3 separate regions of the Homo sapiens genome follow, and regions 1 and 3 are each linked to region 2. A link is a contact called in ENCODE Hi-C or POLR2A ChIA-PET data. All regions are on one chromosome and are shown on one strand. Each heading gives the region's core, a stretch centred on a gene start or an enhancer-like site at or near the end of the contact. The rest is flanking DNA. Distances are from core to core; before and after follow the strand shown. Region 1 holds the start of RRAS2 (RAS related 2). Region 2 overlaps SPON1 (spondin 1). Region 3 has its middle 55 kb from the start of RRAS2.

Region 1 (2,700 bases), core at 23-2,522, 280 kb after region 2:
TCTAAGAAGGAAGAATACCACCTCCCTTTTCTTTACCACAAACCCCTGACTTACCGTCTCTAGCAACCAGAGAGGGCTGGGGGTAGGGGAGAGGGTGGTTAGAAAACAGAACGCACGACTCGGTCATATCCTAGCCCGGCCCATCCCAAACTTCACCTAGGCACGGCGAGAAGCAGGACGGCATCAGGAATTCCTAGGAAATGGTCTCACCCCATCAGAGAACATTTTTAACTTCCTAGAAGCCACCATTTCCCCGGGGCATTATCACACACTCCCACCCGGACATATTACCTAAGAGAGTACTTATAAAAAGAGCGTAACACACACACAAAGAAATACACAGTACTTGAAGCGGGCAGCTCCGGCTCAGGCGGCGCGGGGAAGCCCGGAGACCACGCGGAGCCGCGGCCAAGTTGCCACCGCTATCGCCCCGACGGTGAAGGCGCGGCCGCAGGCGGCTGGAAAAGCAGCGCGCGGGGCTCCAGCTCCAGCCCCACGCCCGGACCCTCGGAGCAGTAAAGCCCGGCTCGGTGGCCCAGCCTCTCCCGGAGGTCTCTGGCCTCGGCCAGAGCAATAAGGTGGATCGGTGCTTCCCACCCTTCCAGCTCCGCCCTCCCGACCACATTCCTGAGAAGCCCTACTCCCGCGACGCCGCGCCCGGGAGGAGGCAGGAGCGCGACGCTGCGGCCGCAGGGCAGGAGCGTAGTCGGCCCCGCGCCCTCCCGCCCCCTGGCCCCGGCCCGGGCCCGCGAGGCGCCTCTGGGGCGAGGTCGCGGCGGCCGCCCCGCCACAGGTAGCGCCAGCCCCCGCCCGCCGCCGCTCCGGCGCCCCGGGCAGGCCCGCTCCAGGTACCTGGATGAACTGGATGGTGAGCGCCGACTTGCCCACGCCGCCCCCGCCGACCACCACGAGCCGGTACTTCTCCTGGCCGGAGCCGTCCCGCCAGCCGGCCGCGGCCATGGGGACGCTACAGAGCCCAGCCTGACTGCGCCGAGCCGCCGCTGCCGCCCGCCCTAGGCCCGGCTCCGGGGACGTGTGCGGCCGGCGGGCTGCGGGCGAGCGGCCGGGCTGGGGTCCCGGGTACCGGGAGGCGTCTGGAGGGCCGGTCAGCGCGGTAGCGCGGCGCTGGGGACTGGCTGGGTACCGCCCGAGGCGCGGAGAAGCGGGGTGACGGCACGGGCCAGGGGCGGCAGCGGCCGGGGGGCGCGCTCCTCTACGCGTCTCCGCAGCGCCTGCCGAACGCAGCCTCCAGCGCCGCCACAAATGGCCGTCTGGGGGCCGGGCTGCCAGGCTGAGGTGCTGCATATGCATGAGGGGGCGGGGAGGGGCGGGGCCGCGCCGCTTGGGGCTGAGGTTCGGGAGGTAACCCGGGCTTCAGACCCCCACGGACACACCGCTCTAATCCCTAGCCAGTGAGCGAGTGCGTGAGAGTGTGGGAGTGGGTGTCAGTTGGGAGTGGGACGAAGGCAGAAAGAGTGTGTCACCCTAATTGTCTATGTAAGGGATTGTGTGGATGAAAAATACAATATGTGACGGCGTGTGCGAAAAATAGGGCTGTTGGCATATTAACTCAATTTTATAGGAGAGTACATACCCTGCTTTAAGAGTACAGATGGTGACCATATTTGTGTGAAAAACAGTATGTGACAGTGATTGAGGATTAGAGCTGTGTCACAGTAATTGAGTGTGTGATGGGCTGGTGGTTGTGACAGTGTGAAGAATGGGACAGTGGCTGAGCATGGAGAATAAGTCAGTGATTGAGCTTGCATGGGCAAGACGGAATGTGACAGATTTTGTATGTGTCAGTACAGTGTCATAGTGGCTATGTTTATGTGTGACAAATGTGCAGTAATTGGATATGAGGAGTGTGAGTGCGAGGGGTTGAACTCCTGGCCTCAAGCAATCCTCCCGCCTCGGCCTCCCAAAGTGCTGGAATTACAGGTGTGAGTCACTGCACCCGGCCTCATGGGGTTTTTAATAAGAATTAAATGAGCACATAAAACAGTGCTGCTACACAGGAAGCATTTACAGCAATCTTGGAACATGACTGCAAGTTCTTGGACTTCACTTGGTAACTCATTTGGAACCAGTAGAATGCAGCAGAAGAGATGCTGCCTAATTTCCCAGGCTAGATCAGAAGAGGCCATGCAGCTGTTCTCTTGGTATTCTCACTCCGGGAGGAACAAAGTCAGAAGTTTGACTATCATAAGACTGCCATGCTAAAGAGGCTACATGTAGGCATGCCAGTCGAAGTCTGATTGATGGCCAGGAGCAACATGCCATTTAAAAAAAAAAAAAAAAAGTCCCACTGAGCTCCCACCAGATCACCAGCATCACCTGCCAGCCATCTAAGTGAGACATCTTGGACACTCAGCCTAATCGAGCCTTCCAATGACGGCATCCCCTGTTAGCATCTGAATGCAACTGCGTGAGAGACCCCAAGCAAAAATACCCATCCAGGCCAGCCCATCCTGAATTCCTTTTTTAAAAATCTTTTTTTTTTCTTTTTTGAGACAAGATCCCTCTGTCACCCAGGCTGAAGTGTAGTGGCACAATCATGGCCCACTGCAACCTCCAACTTCTGGACTCAAGTGATCCTTCCACCTCAGCCTCCCTAGCAGCTGGGACTACAGGCACATGCCATCAAGATCAGGTAATTTTTTTTTTTTTAAGAGACAAGGTCTCTCTATGTTACCCAGG
Region 2 (2,700 bases), core at 41-2,540:
CCATGTCACAAGCAATTAAATGAAAGAGACAAAAAAAAAAGGAAAAAGGAAGGGAAACGCAGAAAAAAGAGAAAAATGTCAACAGAAACAGGATAATGAGAAAAGGAAGAAAAAGGGAAGAGGAACAAAGAATACAGGAAGAGAGTTGCAAAGGAAGTCAGTGGATTTCAAGTAGAAATGGGGAGAGAGGGCGGCTCTGGAGATGCTCCATAGCCTGAAATTACCCATGGTTGGCAGACCCTGCCTGCTGTGGTTAGAAGAGGAGTAAGTGGACGATTCTTATCACTGCCCTTTGAAAGCCTGATTCATTTTCAATAGGCTTTTCCTTAGTAGGAAAACAGTATGTCTGTTTTTATTTTCAAACTGAAAAATTTATTTTTCAAATGGGAGCTTAAAAATGTATTTTTCAAATGGAAGCTTATTTTCCTTTGAAAATCCAAAAGGTTTATTATGCATTCCTTTGAACCCTCAGAAATATCGTTAAGTTTACCACCTATATCCGAAAGCCCTTTTGATAAGGCAAAGCTACCAGTTGGCCTTCTTTTGGTTTTTGTAGAGACTATTGCTGCCTCATTTAATAGCCCCTAGTAGCTACAATTGAAACCTCAGCATGTATCTCTGATTTAGAAATCGTAGAGCTATGTAGGGAGGCAATTTTTTTTTTAGCGCATCTTTCTTCATTGAAAAAAGCAATACAGAAACAATAAAAAAGTTTTCTCTCTTTCCTATCTATGCAGACCTATCCAGATGAGGTCTTTCCTGGAGTAATGTAGTGCAGAGATTAAGGGTATGAGTCCTGGACCCAAAAAGACCTGGCCTCCAGTTCTGCCTGCCCTGTTCACTAACCCTGTGACCTTGAACAGGTTACCTAATCTGCTTCAATTTACTGACCTGTAAAATGGGGATAGCAAAAGTACTTACCTCCTAGCATTGTTAGGATTAAACGAGACAATATATGGAAAGAAATCAGCAAATAAAAGGACTCAGTATTTTGTAGTTATTATTATGATGTCTCATCCTTTCATCTCCACCCTAGAACCTAGAATTCACTTCTATCCATCATGGATTTTATATATTTAAACCAAATCAACCCAGTAAATTCCAAAAGGAAGTCTTGTAAAATGCTCTTCCTAACACTCACAATGATTTTAACATTCTTTGCCACTACTCTTTGTATAATATTTAAGAATAAATGTCCAACTGCAAAGAAAAAAAAATTATGTTAATACTACTAGAGGAAGTGAAAAAAAGCAACTGAAGCAAGTTACATCTGTAGTCATTGTTTTCATCTTGCAGGAAGCAGAACAGACTAAAAGCAACAACGTGCAGCTAGAGATGTGGGTTTGACAATCGGAAATACTGAATTTATTCATGTAATCTCTCTTTCCCCACTTATCAGCTATTCACAGCTAAAAATGAGGGCCGAGAGGGAATCTTAAGTTTTTCCTGGCTACTTCTATACCCAGAAGTACAGTAAACCTGAGCTTATGAACACATTTCCACCCCCTACTCCTCCCAGTGAAGTCTCTGAAAGCATGATAAGAAGTGACGTGATTATATATGCATGCCTCTTTTTTTTCTCCCTTCAGTAATTCTTTATCTCTCTCCATTTATTTTCACTGCTCTGCTTCAAAGTCATTCCTTCTGGTCCTGTCATTTTGGTCCCAGAGAATATTTCCTAGAGAAAGCACACATGTGTATTCCTCCTAAAATTTGTTAGAGAAATCCTGTTGTGGGAGGGGTGGGGAAGGAGACCAGGATCCGGAAAGGATGATTGAGTGAATTTTACCCCTGATTTTTCAACATAGCCCCCATCTTAAATATTCTCGAATAGCCTATGGGTTATTGCTCCCACAGATCTTCTCAATTTATTAGGGAAAAAGCTCTCTTTTTTTTTTTCAAAATATTACCATACTTAGAGGCATACAAAATCCTTTATTGCCCAAGTACTGATCTGGCTCTAAGTCTTATTAACTAATGAAAGCTGCATCTTCTTTTCCTAAGGGTTAAGGATAAAATGAGACCATGATAGCACCACCTTATATACAACCCACGTTTACTTTCTAACTTGGTGACTTTTCTGACTGTTTCAGATTCCACATTTGATGGGGTGACTGACAAACCCATCTTAGACTGCTGTGCCTGCGGAACTGCCAAGTACAGACTCACATTTTATGGGAATTGGTCCGAGAAGACACACCCAAAGGATTACCCTCGTGAGTAGAGTGGCTACTCTGTGGTTTGGGGAAAAGCACATTGTCAAAGTTCTGTCTGGTTATAGGGCACACTAGCTGCAGCATGTCAGATCTGCTCCCTAGTATTGGCTGGTTCATGAAATGCACAATCCAAGTATGTATATTAATCAAGACAGGCAGACATTATATGGGTATGCTTTCAGCTTCTTTGCATAGCATTGTGCTATTTTTTTTCTTTTTTTTTTTGAGATGGAGTCTCGCTCTGTTGCCGAGGCTGGAGTGCAGTGGCACAATCTCGGCTCACTGCAACCTCCGCCTCCCGGGTTCAAGCAGTTCTCCTGCCTCAGCCTCCTGAGTAGCTGGGATTACAGGTATGGGCCACCATGCCCAGCTAATTTTTGTATTTTTAGTAGAGATGGGGTTTTGCCATGTTGCCTGGGCTGGTCTTGAACACCTGACCTCAGGTGCTCCACCCACCTTGGCCTCCCGAAGTGCTGGGATTACA
Region 3 (2,700 bases), core at 79-2,578, 330 kb after region 2:
CCAAAACTGACTGGAGAAGTGGAAGTGGGAAGCTAAACCCAAGTGCGACAAATCCAATAGTTACATGTGGTTGGTGGTTACCATAATGAACAGCACAGATACAGGACACTGCCATCATTTCAGAAAGTTCTATTGGACATTACTGGGAGACCGGCTCCCCCATTATCTTCTTTTGTTTTGTTTTTGTTTGTTTTAATTTTGTTTGTCATTCACCAATAATCCCATTATCTTCTATAATAGTGGTAGGCAAACTTATCCTGTAAATGGCCAGATAGTAACTATTTTAGGCTTTGAAGGCTATAAGTCTCTGTTACAAGCTACTCAAACTTGCCATTGTAGCATGAAAGCAAGCATAGACAATATATAAACAAATGAGTATGTCTGTGTTCCAATAAAATTTTATTTACAAAAAAAGGACAGTAAGCCATATATGACCTCTGTTTAGTTTGCTGATCCTTGCTCTACCACACTACTCTATTTATTTCTTTCACAGTGCTAAGTGTTTTGTAATAACTTGTTTACTGTCTCTCTCCCCATATCAGACTGGTAGCTCCATGAGGGCAGAGCCTATGTCAATTTTGCTTGTTAGAGAGAATCCAATACTGACATATAGTATAGGCTTAATAAAACTTTGTTGGCTGACTGAGTGAATAATGTGCCATTTACTGGACTAGGGAATGCCAGAGAAGGAACAGTTTTTGAGAGAAGATAATGATTGTCTTTAGGGACATGCACGTGTTATTATAATTTCTCATTTTTATTATTCTCTCTGGAGTCCCATTCAGCTCTAACCTTCTTTAAATCTCACTAGTTTTGAGGTCTGTGATGTTTTTCAGAGTAGCTGCTTTTTGGACTCACTCTCTGGGAGGCTGTAATTGGAGGTCCAGCCACTGGGGGGATTCCCTGGGACATCCACCATGAGCCAAAGCAGCAGGAAGAAGATTTGGGCCTGGCCTGCCCCTCCCACACATTTGTCAGCATTGGCTCCAAGAACTCAGATTCCTTTCCCATTCTGTTTGGGCTCAGCTAAATTAGAAAGACCAAATCTGTGACTTAAGGAATTACTTCATGCAGAATTTTCAAAATTTCAGTCATTCATGTGCCTCCTTCACAGTTTTAACTGCATTTCCATACCGCCCACACAGAGGCTTACTTAATATTTTCAGCTCTTTCAAACATTTTTAATGTTCAAATTAAATTGGATCACTCTTTGCTCAAAAAATCAAACAGCCTCCCATTACAGAGTAAATTTCGGAGCTCTTACCGCAGTCCACAAGGCCCCATGTCATCTGGCCCCTGGCTACTTCTCTGACCTCATTTCTGCCATTCATTCAGTCAGCCACACTGACCTCGTATTCTTGGAACATTCCAAGCAAGCTGCTACCTCAAAGCCTTGGCTCAACCTACCTAGAATGCTTCATTCCTCACACATCATTCCTCAGAAGGGCCTTCCCAGGCCACCCTATATAAAATATAAAATAGCAGCTCTGTTTGGTCTTCCAAATAAGTTTTAGAATCAGCTAGAAAAATTAAACACACACACACACACACACACACACACACACACACACACATTCAGAATATTGATTGGGATTGCATTAAATTTCTAGAATAATTTGGAAGAACTGACATCTTTATCATATTGAGTTTTCTTCCCATCCATGCTGGATCTTATTTGTTTAGGTTTTACTTTATAGTTTTCATTAAAATTATATAATTTTCTTGATAAAGACTAGGCGTACATCTTTTATGAGATTTATTTCTACACGTAAACAATGTTGTTGCTTTTGAAAGGTTATCTTTTAAAACATTATATAGAAAGTGCTTGCTATAATCCTGTTTTTATTTTTAATATTATTTATTTATGCCCTCTCTTCTTTTCTTCATGGTGAGTCTTACTGGTATCAGAGGGATGTTAAAGAACTACTAGCACCTAATGGAGACATTCTTCTTGATATAATCAAAAGTATTGAAAAGGAATGAAAAAGGGGGTAATTAAATATTCTTTAATGCTGATATTCATGTGGAAACTTAAAATTATTTTCTGTCCTACCAATGCTATATGACTTCCATACGGGGAAACATTGATTTATTAAATGTCATAACCACATTGAAATGCCTTTAGGGCTGTCAGTTGCTTTGGCTCACCTCTAGGGCCTGTCTTTAGCTCGGGAGTAACAGAAGGATCTGGGTTAGGAGACATGGGTGTGAAAGGTATCCCAGAGAAGAGGGGGATCCTAGAGTCTGGATAAGCTGGGAGGCCCCCTCTCAACACCCCATAGAGATGTGCTGTCTCTATGAGAAGTTGTTCAAACAGAGGGGTTGCCTAGGGCAAGGATCGGAGGTGGAGGGAGCAGGGGGTGGCACAGGCTTCCCTCCCTTTCCCCACCAAAGACTCAGGCTCTGGGTGTGAAGCAGGAAATGGGGTCTTCTTAGAATTGTTGAGGTTTCCTGGAAGCCTGTGAGGGCTGAGACCATCTGGCTTTCTAAAGTTCACTTTCTGGTGGAGGAGGGACCCCTATCTGGGGACATAGGCTCACTAGTTATAGATACTGAGGCCCTGGGGGTACAGATGCTGGACTGGAGGAAGAGGCTGTTAGCCCTGGACTCTTCCAGTCTCCACTGCTATTTACCCATGACCACACACTCCCTGTCCTCTGGTCAGTCTTTGCAGCCTGTGCTTGTCAAATCAAACTATGT

What was found. A loop is a pair of places that touch in the nucleus more often than their neighbours do. ChIA-PET counts read pairs that join two places held with the same protein, here RNA polymerase II (POLR2A). Pooled maps may share reads with other maps.
Region 1: a loop to region 2 is called in a pooled map, with 2.5 times the contacts of the local background. The contact joins the promoter of RRAS2 here to the enhancer-like site in region 2. A Hi-C loop is called at or near these places in 5 of 50 pooled maps.
Region 3: a loop to region 2 is called in a pooled map, with 2.4 times the contacts of the local background. The contact joins two enhancer-like sites. A Hi-C loop is called at or near these places in 6 of 50 pooled maps. POLR2A ChIA-PET finds 5 or more read pairs at or near these places in 2 of 52 experiments (BJ and activated T-cell).

Annotation. Positions count from the first base shown.
Region 1 is chr11:14,357,911-14,360,610 of GRCh38, forward strand. It overlaps RRAS2 (RAS related 2), which reads right to left and starts at 1,273. Exons shown (of 6, transcript NM_012250.6): 1 at 853-1,273. The coding sequence starts at 960. RefSeq lists an enhancer at 103-202 and silencers at 443-562, 603-802, 873-1,372.
Region 2 is chr11:14,077,806-14,080,505 of GRCh38, forward strand. SPON1 (spondin 1) reads left to right here. Exons shown (of 16, transcript NM_006108.4): 5 at 2,094-2,216. Among named protein-coding and RNA genes, the nearest start is that of SPON1, 120 kb to the left of the region's middle. Within about 2 kb of position 1,291, at least 3 of the 41 ENCODE cell types and tissues checked have a DNase peak (open chromatin) inside an H3K27ac peak, as active enhancers do.
Region 3 is chr11:14,412,543-14,415,242 of GRCh38, forward strand. No RefSeq gene overlaps it. Among named protein-coding and RNA genes, the nearest start is that of RRAS2, 55 kb to the left of the region's middle. Within about 2 kb of position 1,329, at least 6 of the 41 ENCODE cell types and tissues checked have a DNase peak (open chromatin) inside an H3K27ac peak, as active enhancers do.